Regions from separate parts of the Homo sapiens genome. Here region 2 is linked to region 1. Evidence: chromatin loops called from intact Hi-C (ENCODE). Cell type or tissue: heart left ventricle. All regions are shown on one strand. Each heading gives the region's core, and the rest is flanking DNA. Links, peaks and the distances in the headings are about the cores only. Region 1 overlaps DNER (delta/notch like EGF repeat containing). Region 2 has its middle 89 kb from the start of LINC01807.

What was found. A loop is a pair of places that touch in the nucleus more often than their neighbours do. Peaks named below come from ENCODE experiments on the same cell type or tissue, not always from the same donor. Only the 100,000 strongest peaks of a DNase experiment are listed, where the experiment ranks them.
Region 2: it touches region 1 in a loop (4-fold over the local background); 9 of 110 quality-filtered maps call a loop at or near these places.

The regions. Positions count from the first base shown.
Region 1 is chr2:229,581,138-229,592,079 of GRCh38, forward strand. DNER (delta/notch like EGF repeat containing) reads right to left here. Exons shown (of 13, transcript NM_139072.4): 2 at 10,443-10,751; 3 at 7,257-7,351; 4 at 4,721-4,887. Among named protein-coding and RNA genes, the nearest start is that of DNER, 130 kb to the right of the region's middle. In heart left ventricle, for the core only: CTCF peaks have their summits at 6,160 (motif pointing left) and 6,360; a DNase peak (open chromatin) is centred at 6,164; H3K4me3 peaks cover 444 bases.
Region 2 is chr2:228,694,816-228,705,757 of GRCh38, forward strand. No RefSeq gene overlaps it. Among named protein-coding and RNA genes, the nearest start is that of LINC01807, 89 kb to the left of the region's middle. In heart left ventricle, for the core only: a CTCF peak has its summit at 4,773; no DNase peak of the experiment used is centred there.

The sequences.
Region 1 (10,942 bases), core at 1,569-9,568:
TGGTGACCTTCAGCAGCTTCCTAACACAGAAGCCACACCCCAGAGATCTGGTTTGGCTCTCACCCTGAGATCGGCCATCACATCTAAGCAACAGCAAGTTTAAAGATACATATATATCCCATACTTAAGACAGGCAAGCCATAACTGTTTCATGGAAATGTGACTGGAGCAATGAATTTGACTCTTTGAAAATACGAAACATCCAGCAAATGAATCATTCAGGACACTAATGAGCACCTCCGATGCTCCCCGAGAAGCGGGCAATGTTAAACAAAAGGCTAATTTAGATATTTACCCCAATGCGTGGCATCAGGCAAATAACATATTTGGAAGTAACATATTTAGGGTAAACAGGACAGATAAGTAAAGAGAGGCCAGAAGAGTCGAAATTTGGTGGCAACACAGCAGGAAAGAAGTTGAGGCACAGAGGGAAGAACAACACACTTGGTAAAAAGTTCTATCAACTCTTTCTTTCTGCAAAATACTATAAATATTAACAAGGCAGTGGTCATGAAGGAAAACCATAAAGAAATGAACTGTAGTAACATGGAAATAAGCCAAATGTAAGTATATTCTCTTAATCCGGAATGTAGAACATTAGGCTCTCGGCAATAAACTTTTAAAGAGTATTTGTGTAAATCTGGTTACAGCAACCAAGTTTGTCTCCCAAAGACACAGAAGGAACTCCTCTGCTCTGTTGCATAGAAACAGGAAAATACCTTTGGTCATCAGTTATGTTTATTTTTATTTATTTATTTATTATCCAGCTGAATTTAAGATTTGTGGTCCTTAGTTATGTATGTGCAAACTATTGAGAGTGAATGGGAAGCAGGAGACAGTCAATTCCTGAAAGTGCCTCAGCTTCTCTCTAAAAAACAAGCAGGAGGGACAGAAACACAGCGACATAATTCTGAAACTTTACTCTTCCTTTACCGTGGAAGTTTTCTTCCGCCCACCCTAACATTGGTTTGTTTGTTAAATGAACGCCACTGTACTCTTAAAAATAGTCTGAGCTAAAACGTATTTGTGTCTGGAGAGTCCAGATTGTAAAAGTAAATTGCTTTAATAAGCTCCTTTTTAAAAACAAAACAAAAAGAGCGTTAAGCACATGTTAACGTAGTGAGCATCAGGCTTCCGCAAAGATTGCAAAAGGTACATCTTGTTTCTGAAGGATGAAAAGATTTTGTAAGAGAAGCAGCTGGCGGTGTGGAGGTGGAGTTGATTTATCATGGTTAGGAACCTGGCCATCCCTCCCCAGGAAGAGCTCGGGACAGGACTGCTGGCTACCTTTGAAGAGAATAACACCAAAAGATCGTGATCTCCTTACAAAGCCACATAAAAGACCCAGAAAGCCCTAACTAGAAAATTTAGAAAGATATCAAATTTTCAAAATGAAAAAAAAATGGTTTATCAAAATAAAGGATGTTACTCAAAATCATTGCTTTCTCCTCATAATCAAAAGTATAATTTGGGGAAAAGAATTCCTTAACATAGTTATTAATATATCAAAGTTCTTTTTTGAGTTGGAGTCTCACTCTGCTGCCCAGGCTAGAGTGCAGTGGCGTGATCTTGGCTCACTGCAAGCTCCGCCTCCCGGGTTCACACCATTCTCCTGCCTCAGCCTCCCTAGTAGCTGGGACTACAAGTGCCCATCACCACGCCCGGCTAATTTCTTGTATTTTTAGTAGAGACGGGGTTTCACCATGTTGGTCAGGCTGGTCTCAATCTCCTGACCGCGTGATCCACCCGCCTCAGCCTCCCAAAGTGCTCGGATTACGGGCACGAGCCACCGCGCCTGACCTAATATATCAAAGTTTTAAAGATTATTCCCATAAGGAATAATACGTTTCATCCAAAGATAATTTTTTCCACAAAATTTTTGATTAGCAAAATGAGCTCAAAATATGTACGAGTTCACAAGATTTCTTCTATCCCAAAAGAATAAATTTACATTAATACTGGAAAATCCATCTCAATTAATCCCCATCCTCAATCTCAATGTCAGTCTAAGGTCATAGTTATGTTACCATCAAAAGTAGTATAAAATATGAACTTATACAGATGCTCCTCAACTTGCAGTGAGGTCATATCCCAATAAACCTAGTGTAAACTGAAAATACTGTAAGTCAAAAATGCATGTAATGCACCTGACCTAGCAAACCTCATAGCTTAGCCTCGCCTAATTTAAACGTGCTCAAAACACTTACATTGACCAGCAGATGGGCAAAATTATCTAACACAAAGCCTGTTTTATAATAAAGTGTTGAATATCTTATACAACTTATTGAATACTGTATTGAAAGTAAAAAACAGAATAGCTGTACGGGTGCTTGAAATACAGCTTATACTGAATGTTAATAGCTTTCAAACTGTTGTAAAGTCAAAAGTCATTAAGTGGAACCAGCGTAGGTCAGAGACTGTCTGAATGCTAAATAAGTATCTTCTGGTAACGTTAAGGACATTTTAAAGAGTAGTGATACTTTATATGTTTTCTTGAAATATTAGCTCCATGTGATACCAAACAGAAAAACTTAAATTCAATATAAAATAAAACTATCAAAATACAGAAACTACATCCTTTTAGATAAATCTTTACAGCAGATATGGAAGTAAATAACAGTTACTTCAAATGTATTGGGGAGTGAAATTCAGATTTGATTCTTGACAAGTCTTTATCACACAATTTCTGATTATCTGTCATTCATCCTGATAGTCAAACACCAGTCTGAAGTGAAATGCACTCGTCTCTTTGTCAAGCTATGTTCATTCCCGAAATAAATTTCTCTTTACCTTCTTTTCACCCAGTAAAATTCCTGCTCCCCCAGCTGGACTTCCAAAGATTAAAAAAAGAACTTCTCATCAGAAGAGGGTCAGTCAAACATAAAGTGCAATATAAATTATAGAGACCTGAGCATTTTCTTACATCCCTTTATCTTCATTATGATATTTGCATCATATTTTGGAGGGTGAGTCTAAATGCATATTTTCCATTTAGCAAAATATTTAGTGTACACCAGAAAAAAATAGAGAAAATGCCCTAGGATAATCCTTAACATTTGTCAATTATCCTTGTACATTCGTTATCTAATTTAAGCTGACAAACAACCCTGAGAGACAGGTGCTGCTAGGAGGATGCCTACCCCATCCTCCAGGTGAGGATGGTTGCAATATATAGTCAGACAGGAGAAGGAATTAACAGCAGGATGCAAGAAGTTGCCTGGGTGCATTGGACTGGGATGGGTAGATTCTAAACTTGAGCTCAGGCCTTTGAATTGAGCTGCAAGGTGGAACATTATGTCAGCACACGAAGGCACCAGAGTTCCAAGTTCCAACCCCAAAGGTACTATATGCTGGATGAGAAACAAAGACAACTGAAAGGACACAGAATGCTAAACTAGGGGAAAGGTGATCCTCTGGGAACTGTCCAAGTGTCCAAGCAAGAGGCAGTGGGTCGGGGAGGGAATACTGAGGGTCTCTCTTTCTGGCGGCCATTTCTACGCCAAAGCGGAGGAATTAGAAAACAACTAATTAGCCTGTAATCCCAGCATTTTGGGAGGCCGAGGCGGGTGGATCACGAGGTCAGGAGATCAAGACCATCCTGGCCAACATGGTGAAACCCCGTCTCTACTAAAATACAAAACAAAAAATTAGCTGAGCGTGATGGCACATGCCTGTAGTCCCAGCTACTTGGGAGGCTGAGGCAGGGGAATTGCTTGAACCTGGGAGGCCAAGGTTGCAGTGAGCTGAGATCGTCCCAAAAAAAAAAAAAAAAAAGAAGAAGAAAAAGAAAAGAAAACAGTTAATTGGACACGTGGTAGTTTGAGAAGGTTAAACTACAGAAGCAAGTTCAAGAGAGAGTAAAAAGTTAGAAGTGACTGATGCAGGAGGGGTGGTTATGGAGGAGAGGGGCCCCAAAGAGAGCTATAATCCCACCAGTTACTTCTGAGTTGGGGACCCTGCAGTGGCAAATCACTGTGAGGTGCTGTGTTTGAACGCCCTAAGTCAGGCCAAAATCAACTGGGAACAAAGGTTATCCTGAGAGACCAACATCCAACACCTCAAGTTTTCCACAATTTCTGGAAAAAGAAGCAGATGAAAGATTCCAAAGGAAAACTGATGGCCAGAGCATTCAGTACCAAAGATCACACACCTGTGATGCCTTCGCCAGGGCTGGAACACAGTCGCTGGATTCCAGAGCCCATGCCTTTCCACTTTGAGCCACACTAGAAATATTATGTTAGGGCCAGGCTCAGTGGCTCATGCCTATAATCCCAACACTTCGGGAGGCTGAGGCAGGCAGATCACCTGAGGTCAGGATTTCAAGACCAACCTGGCCAGGGTGGTGAAACCCCATCTTTACTAAAAATGCAAAATGAGCCGAGCATGATGGTGGGTGCCTGTAGCCCCAGTTGCTCAGGAGGCTAAGGCAGGAGAATCGCTTGAACTCAGGAGGCAGAGGTTGCAGTGAGCCAAGATCGCGCCAGTGCACTCCAGCCTGGGTGACTGAGCGAGACTCCATCATCAAAAAAAAAAAAAAGAAAAAAAGAAATATTATGTTAGAATCCAGTTTTTATTCTAAAACCTTACCAAAGTGAAAGAAATAGCATTGATGGATAGAATTCAGATTATCTGAGCAAAATTCCCTACCTACTGTCTCAACACCAAACCAAAGTTGGGTTGAATCAGATGCAGTGTTGAGTAGAAGATTTTGGTAACTCACCAATAAAGTGATTATTCCCCAAGGCGAGCATCTCCTCCAGGAGGACCAGTCCCCCTGAAGCCTGAAGGGGGGTCACACTTCGTCCATCTATGAGGGAGCACTGTTGGAATCCTGTGGCCGTGACCTTCCAGAGCAAAATCAGTGAGGCAGTGGCATCTTGCCGAATCCTGGAAACAGGAATGATGTAAACAGAAAGCTCCTTTCAGAAAAATTCATCTTAGAACCAGTTCTTCAAATTAAAAATAAATACAAAGATGGTATGTGCATCTACCAAGGTACCAGGAGATCGATGGCATAAACAGATACGCGGGCGTCCACTGTAAAGGCGTACACTCCCACTTGTTCACAGTGTACCACAAAATGAGTCACTGGTAACTCACCTTTGAGTAACCACTTTGATGAACAGTAAAAGAGTACACTGAGTTCTCTTTCAGACAAATCCTTCCATAGCCACACAATATAAAAAGAGTTTTGCTTAAATTTGTCATAAACGTGGACTGCAACCCAACACAGCCACCTGAGTTATGCTGCCAAAATAAGCAAAAGTGTGTCACCTTTCCCCAACACCCCCCACCCACCCACCCACACACACACACAATCACATACAATCCACCTCCCAATGCTTCAGGCCTCCCCTGGCTCATTTTTGGTAAAAAAAAAAAAAAAAAAAAAAAAAAAAAAAAAAAAAAAAAACACACAAAACCACCCCACAGAGAATAGGATGTCACAGAAAGCCCATCAACCCCAACCCCAACCCCAGCTGCCCTCCTGCGCTTTTCTCCTCACAGCCCAATGCTTCAGCTACTACGAGCTACCCCAACCCAGTTCTTTCTCACCTCCCAAGCTTTGTCTCCTTCTCCACCTTGGAAATGTGTTCCTAGCCCACATATTACCTCTTCCCAGAGACTCCTGACCACTTCCCAACATCCCAACAGCTGCCCATTCTCCCCAGTGCTCCTGGAGAAGATCACAGTAGACTCCGCACAGATCCGCTCCCCCAGCACAGGGCTCCTGGCGTGCAGCAGGGGCTCAGTAAAGCTTTGATCAGTGACTAAATTCATGAGGAAATGAAAGCGTAAGGAGCTAGTAACCCCCACAAGTGAATTCAGTGCCCTCAGGTCATTCGGCACTCCCATCTCACTTCGTCTGAGTCAGACTCTGCTAATTCGGTCCCGTTCTGCAGCTTAAGGGAGTCTCAGAGAATGGCAGGTTTGTTGAGAGGAAAAAAACAAAAGCATTTAACGAGATAGAAGACCAGAAAATTTGGAAAGGTTTATCAAGGTAAGATAATATGATCTAGACAAGAAAGGGCCGAGAGATGTTTTAAGAGTAAAGGAAACTAGAGATCCTGCTCCTAAAACTAGCCCAGGACGGCAGGGGTTTCAGCTGTAGTCTGAGCAGTGAAAGAAACGCTTAGGACCGGGGTCCCCCTGCTGGTAGAGCTCGAAGCTGCCTCAGGCTTCACCTCTCCCGCCTCTCCGGATGGGAGCGTTCCTCCTGAGCCCAGGAATTCCCAAGCAGCCCTTCCAGGCTCTTCCCCTGCCAGAGTGAGTTCAAGGCTGTGGTGACCCAGGGTGCAAGAGCAATGTAACAAAGTCCCTCTTCCAAACATGTTCAGGGACTCCACTGTTTAGAAAGCCAGGTAGACAAAAATGGCGATGGATACATGGAAGAGACCTACAGTGCCCGCAGGCCCCTTAAAAGGGAGCCAGTGCAACAGATTGGTTAACCAGGCCACGTGTTCCCAGTCTTCTAAAAATCCCCAAAGACTGGACAGCAAATGCCCCTTAGGTTGCATGGAAAGTGTGGGGAGGGTGGTAGTCAATGGCAACTGAAAAGGATGGGCAGTGGGGGGTTGTCAGCCGGCCTGGGGCACCCTAATACTGGCCCATACCCCACCCCCAGCTTTGTGCTCCTGGGCACCTGCTGACTTGAGCCTCATATAAAGCACCACACATATCAGGTCTCAACCAGCACTGCTTCCCTATGCCTCTCCCTCTTCCCCACCGGTGACAATGGACCCTGTCATTTAAAATAGCTTGAATTTTAAACAAAACACTCTCTTTGTACGCTTGCTTTTAAAGAGAAAACTGTAAAAATAAATAAATAAATAAAAATTATAAAAAATAAAGAGAAAATTGTAATATGTAGAATTTAAATTTGGGGCAAAGTATGCATCTGAATGTAACTGATGGTCCAATAAAATCTTAAGAGGCCAATAATTTGGGAAGCAAAGCATTTGGGAGACAAGGAATCTGGCTGAGATCTTATCTAAGGCCTCACGGTTTGTCACCTCACACCAGACTCATCCAGTCCAATTTCTCAATTCCACTTGTCCAGCCTGAAAACCCTCACTGTAATTGCCTCTGAAATCGCTTCCTCTAGTTTTCAAATGGCAGGGGCCACATCTACCCGTGGAATCTGTTCACGATTCTCACTTGACAGGCCACTTACACACCAGGTCCGCGGATGGACACAACCCCACTTATAGGTCATAGCATCACTCTTAACAGTTTGTAACTCAGAATTTTCTTACTTGACTGAGGTGTTCTGTGGCACTTCAAAGGATACCAGGCGGCCACCCGCAGAGCTGTTAGAACTGGCATTCCCACAGGCAATATCTGGGATCACCTGGGAAGGGAAAAAAAAAACGACATATGATTGGGGTTGTTTATAGTATAACATAATGTGATAAAGCAAAATTCCATGCTGAATTTCCTTCATCCCTTTTGATGATGCGGGGGTAGGGCTAGAGAGGAGATGAAGAAGTGAAGCCTTACAAACTCAAAAGAAAATGAAATCTTTGTCATTTGATGTTCTGAAATGCAACAGCTTCCCTGAGAGCAATCTACAAATTCCTGGGATTGTTAAAACTGATCAATAGGATATTGCAGGACAGGAAGCAGATGTCACTCCCTGCTCATTTTCCATTCATTTAACAAGCAGTCATTGACCCCTGCACTATGCTTAACCTGATGCTAACCAGGAGGCCAACTTTAAGGACTAACTTACAAACAGCAGGTAAAAGCCTAATGACTAGGCAAGCCAGCCTTCGACTTGCAAAGTGCATGCAGTATCAGGTCTGATGACTCTTCTGTGTGCTGATGGGTCCAGGAGCACATGCTAAGGCTGGGGAGCTTGAACGCTGCCTTTCTTTTTCCTTGTAGGCTATACCTTCGCTTTTAAATTATTTCCCAAAAGTATTATATGGATGTATATTTTTTTAAAAAGGAGATCAATTGGTGGGGGGAGGACTGTGCTCATCAAAAAGCATACTGCAAAACCTTGAGCTATGTCCAGTGAGCATAAACCTGGCCAATTTATGCACTTAGTCCTCATGCCACAATTACTGTCCTCCCCCATGTCAATGAAAATGAAGCAGTATTAAAAGTATTCATCATCACAGAATTAATTGAGAACAATACAGAAACTCTCAGCAATTTCACTCCACAGCCCACACTTAGATCTTATTTTCCAGAATGCCCTACAATCAGATTCTATGGATTAAGCCCACCACTGATATTCAAAGATGTGAGTATAACTTGTTAAATTTGTATGACAGATGGCTGCTACCCAAGCCTCTAAGTCTCCAAATAACTTTATGTTTCCAAAGCATCATTACTTCACAGAAAGGGGATAATAATATGCCTCCTGGTTTCCATCAGGTTAGGCATACATATTAACATGTCTTCCTCTGGCACTTTAAATCTGCTTCATGAGCAGCCTAAGAAATAATCCATGATATAGGAAGATGAGGCATTTCCTTTTTTTCTTTTTTACACTTACCAACTGTAAAATAACATGACTTTAAATAAATAGATTGAAATGGCTGGTTAGGGAGAAATTTTCTTTTAAAGGACACTTCTTTGATAAACTTGAATCAAATCTAGTTCACATTCAAGAACTGAGTCATCCAGCAAAGAAGCATTAACATCATAACTTCAAAGCATTTATTAAAAGCCTGAAATCAGAGCAAGTTCACAGTTTTTTAGGTAAGCTAAAAACATTGCCCTGCAGTCTGAATGTGGCCTTCATAAGCTGTGTGGTAATACAAAAAAAAAAAAAAAGTGGGTCAACTGGTGAGAATTACTCAAGAAAATAAAAGGAGAAATGCTACTATCTCTTTTATAATAAAGGAAATTTCTAGATGCAGTCCTTGACTCTAATACATGCTATGCAAAAATCTATTTTTTTTTTTTTCATTTAAACGATGAAACCCGTAATAATAACATACCGACACAGGTTTATATGGATGTCATACATATAAAGTATAAGATATAGAATGGAATTACACTCCCCAGTGTCACTTCAAACTCATGATTTGGATTTGTTCCCCAACTCTTCTACCCAGCAAATTTATTTTATGTCAACTTCTAGGAGTCTACTGAAAAGACTTTTGAAGAGCTTGAAGATAAAACAGCCAAACTCAAACTTGATAGGAGAAGTTCCAACAAATAGAATTTGCTGCTGCCAAAATAAATAAAACTTGGAAGTTTCTTTGTCAAATGCATTCTAAAAATATGTCAAAATCATTGATAGCTTCTTCTTTCTAAACCCCATTGAAATACTTCAAGGTACCAAAAATAGAACCTAAATGACAACAGTAAAAAAATAGTTGAGTGTTGCGGTCTGCTGTGGTCTGAATGTCTGCGCCCCTCTAAATTCATGGGTGAAATCCTAACCACCATGATGATGGTATTAAGAGGTGGGGCCTTTGAGAGGTGGTTAGATCAGCAGGGCACAGGGCTGGTGAATGAGATTAGTGCCCTTGTAAAAGACCTGAAAGAGCTCCATAGCGCCTTCTACCATGTGAGGTTACAGTGAGAAGACGCGGGCTGTGAAGAAACAGGCCCTCACCAGACTCTGAATCTGCCTTGATCGTGGACTTCCTTGTCTCCAAGGCTGTGAGAAATAAATGTCTGTGATATGATTTGGATCTGTGTCTTCAAATCTCATGTTGAAATGTGATCTCCAATGTGGGATGTGAGGTCTGGTAGGAGATGTTTGGGCCATGGGGGCAGATCTCTCATGAAAGACTTAGCACCGTCCCCTTGGTGATAAGTGAGTTCAGGTGAGATTGGATTGTTTTCTGGGACCTCTCCCTTCCCTCTCTTGCCCTCACTCTTGCCATGTGACACACTGGCTCCCCTTTGCCTTCCGCCATGATTGTAAGCTTCCAGAGGCTCAGCAGAAGCAGATGCTGGTGCCATGCTTTATGTACAGCCTGAAGAACAATGAGCCAATAAACTTCTTTTCTCTATAAATTGCCCAGCCTCATGTATTTCTTCATAACCACTCAAGAATGGACCAATACTGTGTGTTGGTTATAAGCAACCCAGTTTGTGGCATTTTTGTTATAGCAGCCTTAACAGACTAAGACACACTCCCAGAAAGGAAAATAAGGTCAATGATGGAGGGTCCTATGACATGTTCCTTTACATGACTACACTGAGCTGTCTTCCCCAAAATCTAAGATTATCTCACAGAAATACATGTGGATACCATTCCAAAAAATAATTTGATTCATTTTTTTGTTTACTCTTTTTATACTTATAAAACCATCGTACACACAAATGCAGACAGGAATAAGTTTAGGGAGATATTTTGCTTCGTGATTTAACTTAAAATGCTTTCATTTTTAATTGCTGATACTAGAACCGCTGGAGTCACTTTAAGATTTCTGGTTTCTAATGTAAAAATGCACATGATATAACGTTCTCACCTCCACTTGATCCCATTTCATTTCTACAACTTTCTGCCCTGTTTTCGGCTGCCAGGTAGGCAGTGTCACCGTTGCCTGAGAGCGAGGCAGGATTTTGTCAGGCTCCTGAGTAGCAGGAACAGGCTGAAGCTGTCGGGGTGCCATGGATTCGGTCCAGCCAGTGGCTGGGAGACTGGGAAGTGCCTGTTCACAGTTGGGACCTTCATAGCCTTCATTGCAAATGCAGAGGTAGCCATCGCTGCTGCTGCTGCTGCTGCTGCTGCAGTTGCCATGGTGACAAGGGTTGCTGGCACAAGGATCTGCAACAAGCTGAAACGAGACCATAAATGGGTCAATTATTCCCTCATAAGAAAAGTGGTGCCATCGCTGGGAAATTAGCTCTGTGTCTCAGAGCGACTGCTGTAATGGAAATGCTGTTCCTGTGGAATACACTCCTTAACTACTTGTGCTGTTGTGGGGTGGGGTGTACACCAAGGTCATCCGAACATTAACCTTACCAC
Region 2 (10,942 bases), core at 1,056-9,055, 890 kb before region 1:
GTATCCTTGTTAACCTTCTGTCTTGTTGATCTGTCTAATATTGACAGTGGGTTGTTAAAGTCTCCCATTATTATTGTGTGGGAGTCTAAGTGTCTTGGTAGGTCCCTGAGGACTTGCTTTACAAATCTGGGTGCTTCTGTAATGGGTGCAGATATATTTAGGATAGTTAGCTCTTCTGGTTGAATTGATCCCTTTACCATTATGTAGTGGCCTTCTTTGTCTCTTTTGATCTTTGTTGGTTTAAAGTCTGTTTTATCAGAGACTAGGATTGCAACCCCTGCTTTCTTTTAGCTTTCTATTTGCTTGGTAGATCTTCCTCCATCCCTTTATTTTGACCCTATGTGAGTCTTTGTATGTGAGATGGGTTTCCTGAATACAGCACACCGATGGGTCTTGACTCTTTACCCAATTTGCCAGTCTGTGTTTTTTAATTGGGGCATTTAGCCCATTTACATTTAAGGCTAATATTGTTATGTTTGAATTTGATCCTGTCATTATGATGTTGGCTGGTTATTTTGACCATTAATTGATGTGGTTTCTTCATAGCATCAATGGTCTTTACCATTTGGCATATTTTTGCAGTGGCTGGTACCGGTTGTTCCTTTCCATGTTTAGTGCTTCTGTTCAGCAGGCCTGGTGGTGACAAAATCTCTCAGCATTTGCTTGACTCTAAAGGATTTTATTTCTCCTTCACTTATGAAGCTTAGTTTGGCTGTATGTGAGATTCTGGGTTGATTAGTATGTTTAGTCTTTTCTTTAAGAATGTTGAATGTTGGCCCCAACTCTCTTCTGGTTTGTAGGGTTTCTGCTGAGAGATCCAACTTACAAGGGATGTGAAGGACCTCTTCAAGGAGAACTACAAACCACTGCTCAATGAAATAAAAGAGGACACAAACAAATGGAAGAACATTCCATACTCATGGATAGGAAGAATCAATATTGTGAAAATGGCCATACTGCCCAAGGTAATTTATAGATTCAATGCTATCCCCATCAAGCTACCAATGACTTCTTTCACAGAATTGGAGAAAACTACTTTAAAGTTCATATGGAACCAAAAAAGAGCCCACATACCCAAGACAATCCTAAGCACAAAGAATAAAGCTGGAGGCATCACGCTACCTGACTTCAAACTATACTACAAGGCTACAGTAACCAAAACAACATGGTACTGGTACCAAAATGTTATATAGACTAAAGGAATAGAACAGAGGCCTCAGAAATAACGCTACACATCTACAACCATCTGATCATTGACAAACCTGACAAAAACAAGAAATGGGGAAAGGATTCCCTATTTAATAAATGGTGCTGGGAAAACTGGCTAGCCATATGTAGAAAGCTGAAACTGAAGCCCTTCCTTACACAATATACAAAACTTAACTCAAGATGGATTAAGGACTTAAATGTAAGACCTAACACCACAAAAACCCTAGAAGAAAACCTAGGCAATACCATTCAGAAGATAGGCATGGGCAAAGACTTCATGACTAAAACACAAAAAGCACTGGCAACAAAAGCCAAAATAGACAAATGGGATCTAATTAAACTAAAGAGCTTCTGCACAGTGAAAGAAACTATCATCAGAGTGAATAGGCAACCTACAGAATGGGAGAAAATCTTTGCAATCTACCAATCTGACCAAGGGCTAATATCCAGAATCTACAGAGAACTTAAACAAATTTACAAGGAAAAAACAACTCCATCAAAAAGTGGACAAAGGATATGAACAGCCACTTCTCAAAAGAGGACATTTATGCAGGCAACAGCCATATGAAAAAATACTCATCATCACTGGTCATTAGAGAAATGCAAATCAAAACCACAGTGAGATACCATCTCATGCCAGTTAGAATGGTGATCATTAAAAAGTCAGGAAACAACAGGTGCTGGAGAGGATGTGGAGAAATAGGAACACTTTTACACTGTTGGTGACAGTGTAAATTATTTCAACCATTCTGGAAGACAGTGTGGCGATTCCTCAAGGATCTAGAACCAGAAATACCATTTGACCCAGCGATCCCATTACTGGGTATATACTGAAAGGATTATAAATCATGCTACTATAAAGACATATACATACATATGTTTTTTGCAGCACTATTCACAATAGTAGAGACTTGGAACCAACCCAAATGTCCATCAATGATAGACTGGATTAAGAAAATGTGGCACATATACACCATGGAATACTATGCAGCCATAGAAAAGGATGAGTTCATGTCCTTTGCAGGGACATGGATGAAGCTGGTAACCATCATTCTAAGCAAACTATCACAAGGAAAGAAAAGAAAACACCACATGTTCTCACTCATAGGTGGGAGTTGAACAATGAGAACGCATGGACACAGGGTAGGGAACATTATACACTGGGGCCTGTCAGGAGGTAGGGGGCTGGGGGAGGGATAACATTAGGAGAAATACCTTATGTAAATGACGAATTGATGGGTGTAGCAAACCAACATAGCACATGTATACCTATGTAACAAACCTGCATGTTGTGCACATGTACCCTAGAACATAAGTATAATAAAAACAAAAACAAAAAAACATAATACAGAAGTAGCAAACATTAGAAGCAGCTACAACCCTCTAGGTCCAAGATGGAGAACCTGGGAAGGAGCCACCTCCACGTCTCTCACCTCTTCAGGGGCGAATTGCATTCCTTGTTGGAAAGGGTGTGCAATGGTCACTGGATGGGAGAGAAATCACAGTCTCTTTGCTGATGCAACTTGTGGGAAACCTAATATTTTGGGTTGCCAGGAAACATCTGTTCACAAAAAGGTGCTGCATCTCTGGACTCATTGCAAAGCTACCTGAGGGATTCCTGGGCAATTGATTCATGGAGAGGTGATGTACTGGTGGCACTCTGCTGTGATGACGCCTGAGGAGGTATCAGGGAAGCTGCTGGCTGTACATGATGCTGGCCAACCTGTACTGCAGGAACTGGGCCCTGGTGAATGTTCATGGTGGAGGAACCTAGTGAGAGATGTGCACCAAAACCAGGAAAATAAACCCTTTCCCCCTAGAGCAAACGTACAGCAGCACCGCCTACTGACAATATTGTACCAGCTGACAAAGGAGAACTATCCACAGGGCCCATCTCAGTTACTGCAGAATAAGGAATGGAGAGTGAATTTGGAATTGAGAGACAATAAGTGGATGACTGTCACAGTCAGTGTTAACAATGAGGTTTTGCTCTTTAGGAATAAGTTATCTGAAGACAAAGCAGGAGGAAGGTCTGTCTTGGTCCTGGATCACTGCTGCTAAAACTTAAGCATGCAAGTCAATCACCTGGGTGTTTAAATAGATTTCTGGGCCCCATTATGAGAATTCTGATTCAAGAGGTCTACAATGGGGTCTGATCATTTACATTTCTTACCAGTTCCTAAGGGATGCTTGATACCGTCTTCTCCTTTTACCTTTAGGTAATTTATCTATCATGAAGAGTTTCTTATTTTTATCACCTAGTTTTATGACCAGGGCCACACTTTATGTAGAACACTCCTTCTGTTCTCTTCTAACTTAGTTATTATACACAAGGAGAAGATAATCTTGATCTTTCTAAAAGCATACATTTGAAATCTTTAAATAAAAGCAGTCCCACACAACTGCATTTCTGATCATTTAAAAATGTATTTTCTTTTTTTTCAATTTAGGATTTTCTAAACAGATTAAAGAAAAGTAATAACTATAGTAATATTTTCTCAATTATTCTAGTACAGTATCTACTCACATCACATATTTAATATGACTTGGAATTGTCAATTTCACATGATTTAACACTACACAAAACATTTTCAAACTGCATGAAAATGTAACCAACAGGTTTTTCTATTGAGAAGTTGTAATATAAAAACGTACAAAAAGATTTGAGGGGAAAAAAAGTAAAAACTGTCCTGACAGCGGCTTTCCTTTGTTTCAATATGGGGTTAAATGTTAAGAATAAAGATAATTTGACCTAGCTCTATTTTTCCTAAGGTTTATAAAATATCTTTCTTTCATATAACTGAAAAATATGGTAACTGTGATATCTCTTTAGTCTTAGTAAAATAAACATGTCTTTATTAAGTTATAGGATGGTAATGAGCTTCACGTTGAGCTGAGGCACTAACCTGAGTTTATGCCCCTGGAGACTTTTGCTTTTCAGGCAAGCATACCTCAAGGTATACATGTCACGTTGTTTCAGGTGACCTTTAATTTTATCCCATAAAATAATGTTTGAGCTTATCTCATTTTGCCAATTATTTCCATGACTTACTGACACTCTTGCCAATAAATCAGTGAGGCTGTTTTCTTAATGTATAGAGACACATTACAGAAAAAGCCTAGGTGTGAGTCACAGTTCCTGGGGTTTTCACGTGAATTTACCAACAAGCTTAGAGGCCTTCAACAAATGCTTATGTTTCCCTTTCTGGGCCTCAGTTTTCTCAAACGTAAAAATGACAGATTTAAAGAAATTATTTCTAATGAACTCTCTACCTCCCTGATTTTATATTTTTTATCAAATATCTTAAAATATAATATTGTTGGGCTTTATTAAACAGAGCTCATCCAGAAAGGTTAATAAAATCACTGGGGTTTTTCTCTTTTATTATGATTTTTGAAATAACTGTATGAGTCTTTTGTTAATATAGATAAACAGTGTTGTATAATGGTGGACACGTGTTAATGTCTGGGCTGTTGTCCCACTGATTTTTTTTTTAATAACAATACTGATAACGGCAAATGAGGTATTAGCCTAGTCGGTGTACCACAATAAAAGGAACCACTATGTGGTAGTATAATGCAGAAAATGGTAGGAATCGGGGCTCTAGCTGTAATGAGATGTGCTTTGTCTGGTCATATGGTCTTCAACTTGAATTATTTAATCGATATAAACTATAGTGAACTAGTGACTTAGAGAATATTGATAACACTGTCAGATTGTTTATAAATAATACCAGCATTATACATTTTATAGTGAAATTCATTCCAAATAATAATGCTGAAATGTTGGCATTTTTCAATATTTCAAGAATGTTACAAGATTAATGAAAAAAATAACAAGTACAATGTTAATTTTTTGAATTGGCACTATGAATTATTAATTGTGGAAAAAGGATCGGGCAAGCAGAAAAGGTTTATTAATTTATTATTTTTAATTTTTTTTTAAGATTGGGTTGTTGACGTATCATTTTCCTCATTGCCATGCAGGTGTGAGGTGATGTCTTTTCAGTGATTCCAGATGAGGCATGGCCTAAAGCAGAGAATGACGCATTCTCAGATCATGCGATCGTCATAACTGGGCTTCATCCACCTTCCCAGAGATTTCCTGAGAGGCTCCAGTTCAGACCTTAACACCAGCCACTACCCCACATTTTCCCTCCACCACCACACATTAGCAGGGGAATAGAACAAAATGGTGAATTCAGTGGGGAGAAGTCCCTCCACTGGAATTCCCTCATGGGGAGATTATTCTCTCCTCTCCCAATGGGAAAATGCAGTAAGTGTCCCCCAGAAAAGGGGAGATGCAGAAGACACTTATGAAGACTTGGGTGAGTGGCCATGGTTGAGGTGCTGCTAGGAACCCCACAGCAGAAGGAGCAAAGATTATAGAGGACTGAGGCCCCGTGAGATTTCAGTTATTGGGAAAAAAATAAACAATAGTTGCACATGCATACCCCAATGAGGTAATATTGCTGAATGTACATCTATTACAAGGCTTTTTCTCCATATTAGAGCTAAATTTCAGCTGCCATCTAATTTCCTGTTAGAATTAGCACATTAGTAGGTTTGGATTTTGTGACGCATCTTAAAATTCTTCGTTTTTGCATTTCATTTGTCTTTTTGTCTCCTGTACCTGGCAGAGTGCCTGGCACAGAAAATGCACTCAATAAATACAGAACTAAAAAGACACCGAGGCAGGAGAATCACTTGAACCCGGGAGGTGGAAGTTGCAGTGAGCCGAGACGGCGCCATTGTACTGCAGCCTGGGCAACAAGAGCGAAACTCTGTCTGGAAGGAAAAAAAAAAAAAAAAAAAAAGACGTAGTGTTTGTGTGTTTGTGGTTATTTTGAGGATTTTTCTCATGGTATTTTCATTACTCAGTTTCCTGTGTGCTGTTCTTGAGGCAGCTGTTGTTAGAACAACCACACATATTAAAATAATCCACAGAATGTTAAAAAATACTGATGCCTAGATTCTCCCTACTTAAGATTTTGATCTAATTGGTCTGGGGTGTAAGCTGGACGCAGGGGTTTATAAAAATTCCCAGGAGATTCTAAAATACAGCCAAGATTGGGAACTACTGTCTAGATTATCTTCCTTCTTACCAATTCTTTCTTCTGCTGTATCTAATCTACAATTTTACCCATTCATTGAGACTTTAATTTTAACAATTGTGATTTAAATTTCTAAGACATCTTTTATTATTTTTAATTGATCTTTCTATTTTGCTATAGTGCCATTTTCTTATAGTTTCCACACCTGCTTTTATACTTTAATCATTTTAAATTTGTTTTACTACTTTTATGGCTAATTATTTTATAGGAAATTCTTCGGAATCTACCCGTCCTACTTCATGTGCACTGTCTCTTGCTTACTGAACCTTGTTCTCTTGCATGTTTTATAAATTTGAATTGTAAACCTAACTTAAAAAGAGTTCTATCTGGAAATCCTGACAGCATGGTTTCAAGGAGTTTTGATTTGTCTTTGGCAAAATACACAACAGTATCTCCACAGCCCTATAAATCCTGTTTTATATACATTTCTGGTGTTCTGTGTTTCTAAATCACAGAATATTTATACCTCCCCACTTCAAATCACTGTAGTGGACAGGGCTGGGGTTTAGAATTCCCAGAGAAGCATTTTTTCCCCTGCAGCCAGCAAAGGGTAGACAATGTTGTTCTTTGCCAAATGTGTTAGCTCTCTTTAATCATTACCTGCTTCTCCCAGGCTGAAAGTTTCTTTCCCTAGTTCCACAAAAAGCTGGGAGCCCAATCCCCTGGTTTGATCATTGCCCTTCCCTGACACCCCTCCAGGAAAGCTGTATCTCAGTTCATGTTATTTGCCCTGTGGTTTATTTCTGCTATAAGATTTCACTTCTTTGTTGGTACCTCAACTATGTGTTGAAAATAATGCTCTGATTACTTTATCTGGCATTTCTATGGGTTTATCTCAAGGGACTTTGCAGATGAGTCTATCTTCTTGATCACCTCACCCTCGTCCCATTCTTATCCCATCTTAACACATTGTGCATAACAGATGCTCCAGAATGCTCTTTGATCTCAGTGTCTACTCAGCCTCACTACTCCATCAGCCCCTGCTGTCTTGCTGGAGCCCTCAGTTACAAAGAGAAATATTTATCATCCTTTTACCTCCCTCATGGCTTATTGACTCAATTTCTTTCACATGTGTTCATGACACTTAGAGTGCTACCAAACTTGCTCCCTGTTATGGATGAAAGCGTTTCTTAATAGCTCACCTGTCCCAGGATGGTTGCAGGCCACAGAATGATCACTTTAAAATAGTCATGGATTTCTAAAGTTTTTAATGATTTTGAAAAAAAAAAAAAAAAAACCTAACTTTTTTCACCAAAGGGTCTTGCATGAATGCATTTTTTGTTTGTTTTGTGTGTGTGTGTGTGTGTGTATTTGAGACAGGGTCTCACCATGCTGTTGACTAGGCTGTAGTGCAGTGGCACAATCTTGGCTCACTGCAACTTCCATCCCCTGGGTTCAAGCAATTCTTTTGTATCAGCCTCCAGAGTAGCTGGGACTACAGGGACATGCTACCAGGCCCCACTAATTTTTGTATTTTTAGTAGAGACGGGGTTTTACCATGTTGGCCAGGCTGGTCTGGAATTCCTGACTTCAAGCAATCTGCCTGCCTCTGCTTTCCAAAGTGCTGGGTGGCATAAGCCACCGTGCCCGGCAGGATGTATATTTTTAATTAAATGAGTTCTACAAAATATATGAGATTGCTGGTTTTCTTTAATGTACTTATAGGTAAAGTCTGGCTGGTATCATGTACTTTACATTATAAACTAAAGTAGAGACTTGTGTATTTGCTACATATTCAAATTTACTTTGTTGATGAGGATACTGGGAGGTTGTGCTGAAAGATTCTTCTTTATTGATTGCACACATCTTAAAGGGAAGAAAGTGGTTTACAAAAGACATTTTAAAGGACTTCTAGAAAGATAATAAAATAGTAATCAAGAAAAAGAGATGGTTGCTCCAAAATAATATGGTGGGAAAACAATAATAAAAATAACTGTAATGTAATTGGAAATTAGTTTTTAAATTATATTGGTTTACTTAGCTTTTCAAAAAACAAAAGAAATAAAAGATAATGAAAATAACATCCATCATCAGATTTCTCAGACTGCATGAAAATGTCCTTGCCCTTAGTTAAAAAAAAAAAAAAAATCAGTGTCTGTTGCATGTGATTAGCCAGGCTTGGTTTTGATTGTTTCCATTACGATCTTCTTGTTAGAGTGTAATGAGATGCAGTCCTGCACGTATGAATACCCATCGCCTGTCACTGAGCCATCTGTCCACAACTTAAAGGCATGAAAACGCTGTCTGCAGTGAATGAGAAAAATGGAAATTTATATTAGAATCGTTCCTTTTTGTTCTTTGTTCATGATTGAAAGCCACTCGACATCTATTCACTGGGATTCAGACATTTAACAGGCAACCTATCTAACAACTTTAAAATGTATTCTAAAATTGGGGTCTATTTTGACATCTGGACGTTGGCCAATCTTTTCCCTGAACCAGCTTTTTTTTTTTTAAGAAAGCTTTAAAAAATAGACTTTATTTTTTAGAGCAGTTTTAGGTTTATAGAAAAATTGAGCAGAAAGTACATAGCTCCAGTGTACTCCCTTCCCCCAACCTCACTTTCCCCTATTAACATCTTGAATTGGTGTGGTACATTTGTTACAATTCACAAACAAATATTGTAGTTTAACTGTGCCCCCAGATCCCCTGTCTTTTACCTATGCATGTTCCTGCCGCAATCCCTGGGGTTCACTGAGAGGTTTTACTGCCTCTATAGTTGTTCATTTTATAAATATTATAACATTGGAATCTTACAATATATTGTCTTTTCAGACTTTTTTCATGTAGCAATATGTATTGTACTAGTTTTTTAATTGTCTTTAATTTCGATTTTTAAAAAATTACTCACCAGTCACATCACTAATGTCCATTACCAAGTTAAAAAAATTTGTCAGGAAAACATTTAAACAAGTTGCCAGAATAAGATTAAAAAATGTACTCAATACTAAATAGCTCACTTTATAAATGGAGATAAATAAGAAAGGAAAATAAAACAGGGTGATGATGTGTGATAGAAAGAGATATAGGCATATCTCTTTGAATTTTTGAGCCTCAGTTTCTTCATCTCTGAAATGGGGATACTATTATGACATTCCAAGTTCTTCACGGTTAGACATCTTATGTGATGTATATTGAAGGCACTCAATGGCAATGAAGGAAACAGAGAAGAAGCAGAGAAGAAAAGTCACAAGAAAGAGGATGAGAAGGATGAAAATGCTAGAAGAGGAGGGAAGATACAGAAGTAGGAGGAAGGAGGAGACTTTGCTGTAACCTAAAGTAAAAGTTGTTTCTGAGAACAGGGTTTCATCACATCAGGATATGAGACTGTCTTGATAGGTGTGATGTAGAAAAATATTTACCTTTTAGAGGGTCTCCTGGCCATGGGAACCTAGGTGATGTTTCAAGAATCATTTTCTGAAATCAAAATAACAGCACAACAGCTAATGCCCATTTCTCTTCCTTAATGATTTTGAAAATATATATAAAGAAAAAGAATTAGACTAACGATAGTGGAAGAAAAATGGTAATACAATATAACTATCATATTTTAGCTATTTCAACCCAAAATACTCCTTTTTCCTGGTTTTCCATCAGTCTTATCTCTAAATATTACATATCAAAGTAACTATTACAGTCTTCTTAAATATGGCTGAATGTTAAAGATCAAGATGTCACTTTGCTAATAACTATGAAACTACATAAGAATTTGTTTCAACCTAAGAAACATGAAAAGGCAAATAATTGTTAGGGGTTCTATACACCTAGATAATGCGTTTTACAAGGAAAGTTTCTTCTTTGAGCTAACACAACTGATTTAATCTAGGCAGCCCGTAAGTTTTCCTAGCAGTAAGGATCCTTGGAAATCTTACTTGAGGAGAAGGGAAACTCTTTTAGGCATCTGTGGGCTGGCGTCCTTGACCCCTCAAGAGTTATCTGAACTCTGCATATCCCAGGGGTATCATCAGAGTTATACCCTCTCCAGAGAAGATGCACCAACCACATTGCTCACACAAGTGGACAAGACTGACACCTACACATTTTGAACCCTAAGTCTCTAGTTCCTAGAATTCCTTTCCCTGAATCTACAAAGCCAAGGGACACTCAGGGTGAAGAGTTAGTCTGTCCCTTCCTCCTCAAACTCCTGGGGCACCCTCAGATCATCCTTAGGCACGCCCACCTTCTCAGTGCTGGTGAACCAGTGTTTTATCTGAGAGTCTTCCAGAGCCTTCTAGTTCATGTTTATTTATGATTCCCGGAGACCAGCCCTAGTCTCCTTTTGTCTCTGAGGTAAACAGCCCTACTGCAGCCTCGTCTCTCTCTCATCAGGCTCTGTGGGAGCTGAGACAGATGACACTTCTTTGTGTCCTGGCGTTATGCAGACACACAGAGGAGTGCCTTTCAGATCCCCTCAGGACTGCTGTGCTCATAAGACTGGTTGGCTGACAACCCCAAGTTTTTTGCTCCTTCAGGATCCACCCGACTCATGCTCAGAGCTGCCTCCAGAAAATGAGCAAGGGCCTCATTGCAGCCCAAAACAACTCAGCTCTAACAGGCCAGCTTTCCTGCAGAGCAGCCCCTTGGGCTGACAGAGACTTTGTCAGCCTGCATCACAGCCC